Regions from separate parts of the Homo sapiens genome. Here region 1 is linked to region 2. A link is a contact called in ENCODE Hi-C data. All regions are on one chromosome and are shown on one strand. Each heading gives the region's core, a stretch centred on a gene start or an enhancer-like site at or near the end of the contact. The rest is flanking DNA. Distances are from core to core; before and after follow the strand shown.

Region 1 (5,771 bases), core at 256-2,755, 3.1 Mb after region 2:
GAGACTCTGCGAAGCCCTCTGTTGTTGCCTCTGACTCCATTTTCCCTCTTTGCTAATTCATTGCTCCTACCTGTAAAATTTTCTAATATGCTTCCACTTTCATTTCCTCATCAAATATTCACCGTTATGAAAAAGAAAATCCTATTGGCTTGGTATCAAGTGGCCAAACTGAGCATGCTGCTACATATTGTTACCAGATTCACTACAGGAATAGATTAAGTGGATTTTATCCCAAATATCTATTTCCTATTACAGTACTGCATCTTTCTAATTTGGTGGCAGCTATGACCTCATACACTGCCTATTTTCCGTGCTTTTCCTAACCAGAAGAGACCCTATTTTTCTCCTTTGCTTGTTAAAGCGAAAATAATTATGCAGCTTTCCATAGATTTGTCCCCAATGTCTTTTTAAAAAAATTTTTTTTCTTTATTTTCTAAAAGTAGCATTGGAAATGTTATCTCCTTCAATTTCATCACCTCTTCATCCTCCTTGGAAACCCGATCCATGGTGGGTATTAAGATCTTTACATTTGTACTGGTTGGGCGATGACTTCATTGCTTTCAAGCCAGCTGGGGGATCTTGTGTGGCAGAGCATCGGACCGAAGCGGAGGTGTGGGTCGTTGCTGCTGCTGCTGCTGCTACTGCTGCAACAGCTCTTTGCACGCGCCCAGCTGCTGTGTAAGGAATCCTCAGGCTGCTAGGTCTTTGCGCCTAACTCACCCAAGGGACCGCAAGCTGCTGGATGAGTGTACGTGTGAGTGTGTGTTGTGTGTGTGCATATGTGCGTGTGTGTGTGCACACGCAGCGGCAACAGTTGGGCAGCAGCAGCAATGGACTTCGATATCATTTTTACCAACAACAGAGATAAACCATCCTCCATCCTGTATTTCTCAGCTCCCGCCCCGAGTATGTTCTCCCCCTCTTCTCCGACTTCCCCCACCCCAGCCCCCGGCACGGGTCCCTCCGGAGGGAGGGCAGGGTAGCTGCGCTGCAGGCAGGATTCCCTCTTTTTTCCGCAGTGACAGGCGGATTCCGGGGCCTCCTCGCCACCTCCTACCCCCGCAGCCACCCCTTTCTCAGTCACGATCTCCCCACCCCACCACCGTCGACCCTCTCCCTGCTTCCCCGCTCTACCCCCCGGCGTCGACTCCAGGCTCGGGCCCCGCCCCTCTCAGCCTCTCCAGCCCAGGTTGCTAGGGCTTGGCGGGGCAACCAAACCTGGCGTGCCAGGAGGCGCGGCGCGCGCGTGAGCGCGCAGGCGAGCTTGTATAAGGAACCAGCGTTCTTCGGCTTCGGAGACTCGAGCACGAGCGGCGCGAGCCCGAACCCCAGGACAAGCGCTTCCTCCTCATTGGCTCCTACCAGAAGGGGGCGGGGTAAAGGCGGGATCGGGCAAAACCTGAGGTGCTTTCCCATTGGTCCGAACGGGCCGGCTGGGGCGGGGCAGTTAGCAAAATAGGCTGCGCGTTCGCTTCTGCTAGAGGGCGGGGCCGGAGGTTTCGATTAGTTGTCTCTGCCGCTGGGGAAGGTAAAGCGGCGACGGCGTCCTCAGGAGCTGTGGGGTCCCCTGCTAGAAGTGGGGGACTCGGCGGGGTGAGTAGTCGCGCCGCCACCCGCCCGCCAAGCCTTCTTACCCTTACATCGGCCCCGCGTCCACCCAGCTTCTCCTGAGAGTGGAGACCCACCCAGTCCCCCCGGGCGGACAAGAGAAGGGGCGGGGGCGCCGGTTCCCCCGGAACGGGGCGACGCGGTGAGGACGTCCCAGCCCGGAGTAGCCCCTCCTCAGCGCTCCCCTGCGCCTCTGGAAGGGCTTCCCCCGAGGGGCTGGGGCTGTCTTTTGGGGTGTGGGGAGGCGAAAGGGTGTGAAAGAGGGGCGGCGGGTCGAGCCCGCCCCGCGGGGTTCCCCTCAGCGGCGGGTCTGCGGCGTCCCCGCCCCGCCGCTCCCGCGGCACGAGCTCCCCGGGGCTTGCGGCGAGGTAAGCCCCTTCCCGCCGGCGCCGAGGAGGGGCCTGCGCGCCCCAGCCCCCTGCCCGAGTTCGGAGGGAGCCCGAGACTCGCCAGGGGCCGTCAGTCGCGGCCCGGGCCCTTCTGACCTTGGCTGCCCGCGAGGGTGGGCTAGCGACCGGGCGCCGGCCCCGCGGCTCCGCAACCTCCCCCGGACAAGTTTCAGGCGATGCTGTGAAGTTCACGACTGGCATAGTGCGGGGAAGAAGAATGGCCCCTTCTCAGACCTTCATACCTTTTGGACCCTCATAGAAATCGGATTCTGGGATTTGGAACCGTCTCCCAGAACGAACAGGTCCTCCTTGCATTGACACGTTTTGTGCCCACGTTGGGGAAAAAAATAACCTGAACATATTTCAGTGTAAAGGCAGATCTTCCTTGAGGGTTTTGTTTTTCGCTTCATTTGAGTGTTAAAGAACAGATGCCTGAATAAGAAAAGCCTGACCTTAGTATCTCTACAGTGAGATTAGACGGGTGCTGTGATATTTAAGTAGTTGCAGATCAGTATTCTGTTAGCACAATCTATTTTAATTGGCTGGAATTTAAGCTGATTTTAGAAAGTATTGTTGACACCGAATGATTTCTTTCTGTGCATCTGAATTAGGTTTGTTTGAACGTAATGGTTATATAGTTAATGTAAAAGATTACACAAATTAATTTGTCTGAGAGCGTTTGTCAGAAACAGGAGACAGAGATGTGTATAGAACAGGATTATCGTTTTAGGTAACATCTGCTGGAACATTTCCAGCTTGTTTCTTTCTTGCTGTAGGGTTACAAAAAAGACATCTTCACCGAGGCTATTCGGAATTACATGTGAGTGACACTTAGATGTAAATTTGTTTTTATTTCCTTCAAGTGTTTTAAAATGTTTTGTTCACAAAATGTGAAGAGGCTATATTTACTTGTTCCTGTATGTTAGTGTTGAAGGTGATAGTATGATCTTATGATTAACAATCCAATTAGGGTCCATTAATAATAGATTTTTAAAAAAGGCGTGCTGCTTTTCGAGAATATGATAGGTTGAGTACCTAGCAAGACTTCTAATTTCTTTTTATTAAAAGTACTATTTTAGGATTGAGAATTTTTGGCGTTGACACTGAAACCAGGAATAAGGAAGCCTGCAGCAGTCTTAGCAGTTTGACACCACCAGTAGGTGTTTCTGTTGACAAATGCAGAGAAGAGAACATTTGGGAAGGAAATCTTTTTTTCGGGGCGGGGGTTGGGGGGGAGGTGAGGGTGGTTGAGGGGGGAAGGAGCCAGAAGAGAGAAGCTAATGCTGCCAGCACTGTATGCTGAGCATTTCACAAGTACAAGGAAACCTAATTAGGGAAAAATTCCGTTTGGCTCTATTAAATAATAGAACTACAAAAGAGGCATACTAAATAAAGTTAACCATTCCAAGAGTGTTAGATATTATCTGCCATTTCAGAGTAGTTGGGGGTTCCTCAATTGGAGAGGGTATCAAATCTCTTTGAATTGTCTTGCCTTTTTAACATAGTCAATGCAGCGATTAATTTGCTAGATGTATATATATCAAACAGTTGAGTATTCCAGTTTTGTTGTTTAGCATATTTCCTAAGCCTAAATTTTTTAAAATCAAAATCCGATATATTTTTTTTAAATTTGAAATAGAATTCTTTGTCCAGAGAGTAATTCCTTTTTTCCTGGCTCAGTCTTAAAATTTATTCATGATTTAGGGGTTTGTGATTGGTATTTTTTTACCCCTTTTTCTCAGGTTTTTGATTTTTACTTATGCAAGTTCCCTAAGTCTGCCTTTGTTTATATTGTAATTTTCTTGGAATTATTTAAATCAGAGTGTGGCATCTATTGTGTCCCCTGGGGTTTTAAAAGGAAAGGCTCCCATTGAAAGAAATTGCAGGGCCGTCTCGCATAGATGGGTAATAGAAGGTTGACTGATTGCGAATCAGATGTATTCGGTTGCAAATATGCTGCTTGGGGTTAAGGCAGTTTCAGTTAACGGGAACCAGATTTTACGTGGTGTTTCTACTTTGAAGGTACAGTATTGTTACATTACAAACTGAAAGACAGAGGTGGAGAAATTCCTTTAAGTATCACCCCTAGCCTTGTTTCACCACTGTGTCCAGGAATCTATGAGAGACTGTTAACAATAGCTGCATTGTTGGAAATGACAGTGGCTTCTCTTGCAGAAAGTTAACCTTTCATTATGATTTTCATTTCAGTTTACTTTGTAAAAGAAAATTTAGCTTTATCTGAGAAATTGGCTGTAAGAAATTTGCAAAGAGAGCAAGGAAAATAGGTTTTCTTCAACGTGTCTGTTAAAATTCACATTCTCTCCCCTTCCGTTTTGATAACTGGTGGTGATCTTTATTTCCTCTAGATATTAGGTATGCTAACACAGTACCTGATTTTTGGCAGTTACTGTGGGAATATGACTTTTTTATGTAATAAATTGATGTCAAATAATAATATGAGGCTTTTAGGAATAATTAATTCACATGCATAGATCTAAAACATGAGGGAAATCTTTTAGATGACCCTTCACTTTGGTACAAGAATAGCACAATTTGAAGTATTAAGTTGCTTTCTAAGTAGAAAAAGCTATTTACTCAGAATTGGGTAATTTTAGATTTTAAAGTTTTTTTTTTTTTTTTGCAACATCAAATAATTTGGCAACATCAAATTTCTTGTTAAAGGAGGCGACAGAATCTCACAGATTCTTTATCATCTGATCATGGCATCAGTTGGACTACATTTCAACTTAGGACAATAATGCAATTAAAAGACTACATTTAAACTTTCTGTTTGGAGGTTTTTCTAATTTGCTTTCAATCTCAAGCCCAATGTTAGAAATCTTTTGTTGGTGACGCACAATTTTAGTGTTCAGATTTTAGGTTTTGATCGTTTTTAGAATTTTTTTTTATGTGTGTAGAGCAGCGCATGGATGACTGAATTAATCAAAGATCTGGCCTCATTTCTCATTCAAGTTTGTACATTTCTTCACACTGAGATACGAGCTTGGGTGCAATTCTGTTGGTGGGCGTGAAAGCTGAGGGTAAGGACCTTCTACCTAGAGACTGATAACATTTAAATATTTCAGATTTGGGAATTAATAGAAAGTTATTTATTAGGTTAAAAGGAACTAGCCCATTCAGGTATTTGAAAATGATTGTCAATACTTTGAATTAAGCTCTTAGAAACATTGGGGTTTGAGACAATCCTAATCAGGGTCAGGTTTTGGGTGTGGTCTCTCTTTTGGGCAGTCTTCTCTGTAATAATTATAATACTCCATCTATTGAGCCTTACTGCATGCCAGACACTGTGACACGTAATTTATTTGCATGAATACATGTGTGTTCTCACAACAGCTCTATGAAGTAGGTCTTCTTACCTCCTGTATACATGTCAAATGGGCTCAGAGAAATAAAGTACTTTGCTCAGATTACCCAGCTAGTCATCAGAAACAGCAAAATTGCCATCCAAACTGGTCTGACTTGAAGCCGTGCTCTTCAAAACCATGCTTTCTGCTTCTCTTTAGGAAACTGATTTCCCAAGCATATTTATTTTTGACACCGGGTCTCACTCTGTTGCCCAGGCTGAAGTGCAGTGGTGTGATCACAGCTTGCTGCACCCTTAACTTGGCAGACTCAGTGGATCCTCCCATCTCAGCCTCCTAGTAGCTGGAGACTACAGGCACGTGCTCCCATACCAGGCCAATTTTTCTTTATTTTTAATAGAGGCGGGGTCTCATGATGTTGCTCAGGCTGGTCTTGAACTCCTGGCGTCAA
Region 2 (5,775 bases), core at 1,306-3,805:
ATTGTTTTACATCGTCTTGGGGTGGTTTGGTAAAAAATAACAGACAACTAAAACAGGCCAGGATCCAAACTCGGTTATACTGGTCCACTGCCTGTTTTTGTAAAGTTTTATAGGCTCATAGGTGTGCCCATTCATTTATGTGAATGGCTACTTTTGTGCTACAAGAGCAGAGTAGCTACAACAGAGACCATATGACCCACAGAGCTGAAAATATTTACCATCTGGTCCTCTACTAAAGTTTGCCAACCCCTGCTCTATAGCTTAGCCACTGATTCAATTACTCTCAAAGTTTTGCTAGCATTACCTTTGTGGTTTACACTAAAACACACCCGGAGCTCGAACTATCTTTTTGAGAGCACCTTTTTCAAATGTCACCAGAGCACATGCTGCACACATGTTCTCCTTCCTTATTCAAAGAGGGTGATTATTTAGGCCGGGTGCGGTGGCTCACGCCTGTAATCCTAGCACTTTGGGAGGCTGAGGTGGGTGGATCACCTGAGGTCAGGAGTTCAAGACCAGCCTGGCCAACATGAAGAAACCTCATCTCTATTAAAAATACAAAAATTAGCTGGGCGTGGTGGTGCCTGCCTGTGGTCCTAGCTACTCGGGAGGCTGAGGCAGGAGAACCGCTTGAACCCGGGAGTCCGAAGTTGCAGTGAGCCGAGATCGCGCCGCTGCACTCCAGCCAGGGTGACACAGCGAGACTCCATCTCAAAAAAACAAAACAAAACAAAAACAAAAAACAGAAACACAAAAACCAAAGAGGGTGATTATGTAACTGCTCCCTTCACTTTTTAAACTTTTCTATCAGTTATGCAGGCCTTTCAAACTCAATGAGTGTCCCTCCCTTCAGTGCGGTGTCTAAAGATAAAGGCTAAACTAGAGATGGGCTGTATCTGGGACCATTTTCTCAATTTAAAGTGCGAAATGTTTATCTCAGGGGTCCCCTAAAGCTTTATTAATGTGAAATGCCCACTCAATATTTAGTACTACTGTACATTCTTAGACACTTAAAGCTAAAAAGAATCTTGGATATCTAGTCAAAATCTTCCTCAGCTTTACAAATGAGATTTCCAAGGCTCCAGAAAACAAACAACTATACAATGAGAAGCCATCCTAAAGCTCTGAGTTTCCGGTTTCACCTGCAAACTCAGAAAATGCCAATTAACTGTATGTGCAAAGGCTTAACTGTCTAGTCTCTCCAACAAATTCATCTACTTTTTTTTTTTTTTTTTTTTTTTGAGACGGAGTCTCACTCTGTTGCCCAGGCTAGTGTGCAGTGGAGCGATCTCGTCTCACTGCAGCCTCTGCCTCCCGAGTTCAAGCGATTCTCCCACTTCAGCCTCCTGAATAGCTGGAATTACAGGCGCACACCACAAGCCCAGCTAATTTTTGTATTTTTAGTAGAGACGGGGTTTCATCATGTTGGCCAGGCTGGTCTCGAACCCCTGACCTCAGGTGATCCACCAGCCTCGGCCTCCCAAAGTGCTGGGATTACAGGTGTGAGCCACCGTGCCCGGCCTCATCTACATTTTAAATATACTCTCGGAAAGACCCCAGAAGTGTTTGTTGACTGAGTTTACTAATTAAGATTCAATATTACCAAATATTGAAATTCCCCAAGTTTGTACTTTTAGGTGGCTTAACTAACATTTTCTTACTGTGGTCACCTAAACCCGAACTTCCAGTTCTACCAGTTTTAAAAGATGAACGATAGCAAAAACAGTGAGTAATGAACCAAATGATATCATTTAAAATGTTGTCATTAGCCTGCAACGTTCTGTGAGGAGTCTGCCCACTTCCGCCAGGTTTTCAGTCCAAACATCTTTGACATAAAAGTTCATTATGCTGCACAATCGCAGAATCTTAGCTCTTAAAGCCGAAATGAGGCTTGGAGCTCTAGTGAATACCTCTCTCGTTTTACAAATGAGAACCCAGACAAGTTGAGTGATTTGTCCAAGGTTCCCACCCAGCCACTTAAAGTGGCAAAGACATTACCGTAAAATTCTCGACCACGACCAACGAGCCCTGGGCAATCATTAGCAGTAGAGGTTCCTGAAGAACCTTAGGGAGACCTGGCAGGAGTTGTGGGTCAAGAGAATGGTACTTCCACCGACAATTCCTGGGCACTGTCTGAGCTTCATTCCCTGATTCCCTGAGAGGTCGCTGGGGAAACGCTCGGGCCAAGGAGGGGATACCCCTGCTCAGACAGCGACCCCGCTGGGTTCATGGCGGGGATGGCCAGGCCCAAAGAGAGAAAGAAAACAACCAAAGAGTGGACGTTGGTCTCAGGCCCGGGGTTCCGGAGACCCCAGTCCCTCGACCCACCCGCCTGAGCCAAGGAACCCAGCGCGTCCGCCCTAAACGCACCCTCAGCCCCAACCTACTCTGGAGACCCTCCGACCCAACTTCCGGGCTTCGAACCGGGTCGGTTTCACCCCCTCCACCACCCGCCACGATCCCACGCGCGCAGAACAGCCCCATCCGAAAGCGGCCCAGAGCGCTGGAGAGGGGCGGCGCGACGCGCACTCACCGGTGAGTTCCATGGCCGCCAGTGTCCGGACCTCCCGCGGCTGCAGCCGGAGTCCCTCCCTGCTGTTCCGCAGCACCAATCTAGGGCGTCCGCGCCCAAGGGCCGCGCCCCCGAGGCAGCCAATCACAAAGAGGCGCTGAGGTCACGTCCGAGAGAGACGCTCTGTCGTCCCCACCCTTAAGCGCGAGATGTAACGTCAGCGCGCGCCTGCGCCCGTCTCCTAGAAGCGGCCGACGGTAGGGTGGGTGCTCACCCTGGTTTCCTGGTTACAGCGTCTCTATTCCGGACGCCAGTTCTCTGCGCGCTTGCTTCTGATTGGAGAGACTTTTTGTTTGTAATCAGCTGTGCCACGGCAAAACCGTGCCGGTTCTTACCGCTCTGGGACGTTTGCCAGATAAATAAATAAAAATACACAAAAAGTCAAAACAGATGAAACTATGAAGTTTTAATTTCAGATAAAGCACAAATGATGTTTAATACAAGCATGTACCAAATATTGGGGACTTCACTACACATTCGTTTTTTATCGGACATGTAAATTTAACTAGACATCCTGTTATTTATATGGCAATTCTACACTCTGAGGGAAACATACGAGGTCTGATCTGAAATATCAACTCCCACTCGACTGGTTCAACTAGTTACGATGGTGCTTGACTAGGAAGCTAAAGAATCAGTGAGAGTGGTATGACGGTCATCCATGCGTCACAGCTGGTACTTGGAATCCCCCATCCCTGCCATACGTGCGTTTTCGAGAAGAAATTCCTTTCTGAGTACCATCACAGCCACCGTTACTGGCACCCATTTTATTAAGCCTAGTGTAAGCCTATTCATCCCTGAAAATGTCTGCTCCTTTCTGATGCTTTCCCCAAGCCTCCAGAGAATGAAATACTCTCACTTTTTAATTTTAATAGTACTTTGGCCACATGCTGGCCAAAGTATAACATTTATCAGATGATATTCAAGTTGTTTGCCTGATTGCATTCTCCCTCCTCACCCTGATCCTTGATTACTTGTCTCTTGAGATCTCACATGGACTTCTTTCTGAAAACGGAAATTGTATTTGCTTGTTAAATGTCTGCCTTCCCTGCCAGATAGTAAACTGAGGCAGGATCTGTTCTTGGTAATGGATGTTGAGGAAGTTTTAGTTTAATACATGAATTTCTTTACCCAATGTCAGCACACTCCCTGACACATATTAGATGCTCACAATAAAATGTATTGACAGTATTTCGTGGAGTGTACCTTATACAAATTACAGTGCAATAACATCATTGAAAGAGCATTTTAGTTGTGAGATTTGAAGCGAATTAATGAGTTGATGAGTAAGACTAGAGTAGCAATCGATACTTTGCCCTGTGTTAATATTGATGAAGCATCGGAGAATTACAGTGATGAAGACTCAAGGACACTTAATTAAGCTTTATAATTTGTAGTTGGTTTCACAGATAACAGCGACATTACCAGATAGGTACAGCATTTGGCCTCCTTTCCATTTTTGTAATAGGTTTTAAGACAAAGAGTGGGGGTAGAAATCCTGGAAGGTATAAATGAGGGTTAAGCCTCACTTATTGAGCCCCTGGTTTGCCCCTGCCATAGTTCTGATCACAGTACACGTTTGAAATTCCACCATGAATCTTTTTTCAAAATATAACAAATATTTCTTATTTTTATCATCAAACATTTACTGGATGTCTGCTCTGTAAAAGGCCTTGTGGGGAATACAAGAAATATTAAGCATAGTCCCTGTGTTTCAACAGCTTTTTATTTTTTCTAGCTTTTCCTGTACATGTTATCAATAGTCAAAAGAAATCCACCTTTCTTAAAAGGTTCTTTGTGTTTCAAATATAGAATAGGCTGACCTTTATAAATAGATATTAATAGAGGCACACTGTTGCTGAGTCTCTGTGGGGGAGGGCGTTGAGGAGCCTGCAGGCTGTTCCAACAAAGTCTGAAAACATTGAACATTTATTTAAAGCTCCAGCTTCTGTCCTAGGCACTGAGCATTAAAAGATAAATAAATCATGATTCCGACTCCCAAGGGTTCATAATCTCACCTGGGTACATGACTTCATTTATAGTCAGTTAAGTAAAGGTCTCCATTTAAGGCTATATTCTAAAAAGTCAAAAGAAATTTGTAGTAGCAAGATTAAGATATAAATCTGGAGATGATTCTAATTATGGTGTCCTGCCTTAATGTATGGTCTCAAGGTATGTCTTGAGAGAATTTTCTCCGGAACCACTAAAATTAGACTAAGATACTTACATGCATTATATTCTGATTGCACTTAATAAAATATGAGGGCAATTGGTACCAGTTTTAGTATTAAACGACCTGAGATGATGAAGATGTAAAATAAATGTAGATATCATCTTCCCTTGAAATTCAGTTTTTGCAACTTCATATGTAAATTAGCTCTTTGGGATAATCTTGGAGTGCGAAGGCAACAAACATGTCTTGAGAGCCTACTATCTGTGTACAAAGCACGATGCAGAGAAAACCTGGCATGAGCTTTACTTGCAAGGAAACAATACAGAGTTAAGGCATATGTAAATATCTACGATAAAAAGCAGGAAGTGATAAATGCCATAAGAGAAATATAAGAAAAATATTGGGAGTTCAAAGGGGAAGAGTATTTCTAGCTGCCAGCATTTAGCTAGAAGAATAAGTAGATGGTGTCATGCAACTCTTGGGAACAGGGTAATTCCAAGAACAACATGAATGAGGTACAGACAGGTGCTGTCCAGCAAACACTGCTTTGTAATCACAAAGGAAAAGAGAAGGGAAAGTGGGCAGACAGAAGAAGAGTGGCATTATCAATGAAGGTTAGAGCAAACTGGTAGAAGATATTACTAAGGAAAATGGGCTTGATGTTGAGGCGGACTTCCAGCCAAGATCACATTTTCAATTAGTATTTTGAGACTCCTAACTCCTGATTCTGCTTCAAATATAACAATAAGTGATACAATATAAATGAGAAAATTTAATGTTTTACCTGTGATTTAAACAAGAAGATAAACATTTCCGTGTATCAGAAACAGAACCAATACGCAAAATGGTGATCAGGAACAAAGCCACCTAGGTCCTGGATTCTGTATGTGGCAGCAGGAAGATGTGAACCAGGGTTCAGCCCCTGTAGAATAATAGACTAACAGGGTTCCATGTGTGGCTTGATACAGGAACCAGTTTTGTGAGAGACTGTTACAACGGTGACCTTCAATAAACCAGTATTCCATATTGG

The links. Hi-C counts contacts between places; a loop is a spot of excess contacts on that map. Pooled maps may share reads with other maps.
Region 1: a map of B cell shows a loop between it and region 2 (30-fold over the local background). The contact joins the promoter of CDKL5 here to the promoter of PIGA in region 2. A Hi-C loop is called at or near these places in 2 of 168 maps with a recorded cell type or tissue (B cell and naive thymus-derived CD4-positive, alpha-beta T cell) and 7 of 50 pooled maps.

The regions. Positions count from the first base shown.
Region 1 is chrX:18,424,103-18,429,873 of GRCh38, forward strand. It overlaps CDKL5 (cyclin dependent kinase like 5), which reads left to right and starts at 1,506. Exons shown (of 18, transcript NM_001323289.2): 1 at 1,506-1,593. RefSeq lists an enhancer at 1,127-1,421 and a silencer at 1,757-1,826.
Region 2 is chrX:15,332,968-15,338,742 of GRCh38, forward strand. PIGA (phosphatidylinositol glycan anchor biosynthesis class A) reads right to left here and starts at 2,556. Exons shown (of 6, transcript NM_002641.4): 1 at 2,534-2,556. RefSeq lists enhancers at 2,308-2,357, 2,408-2,487.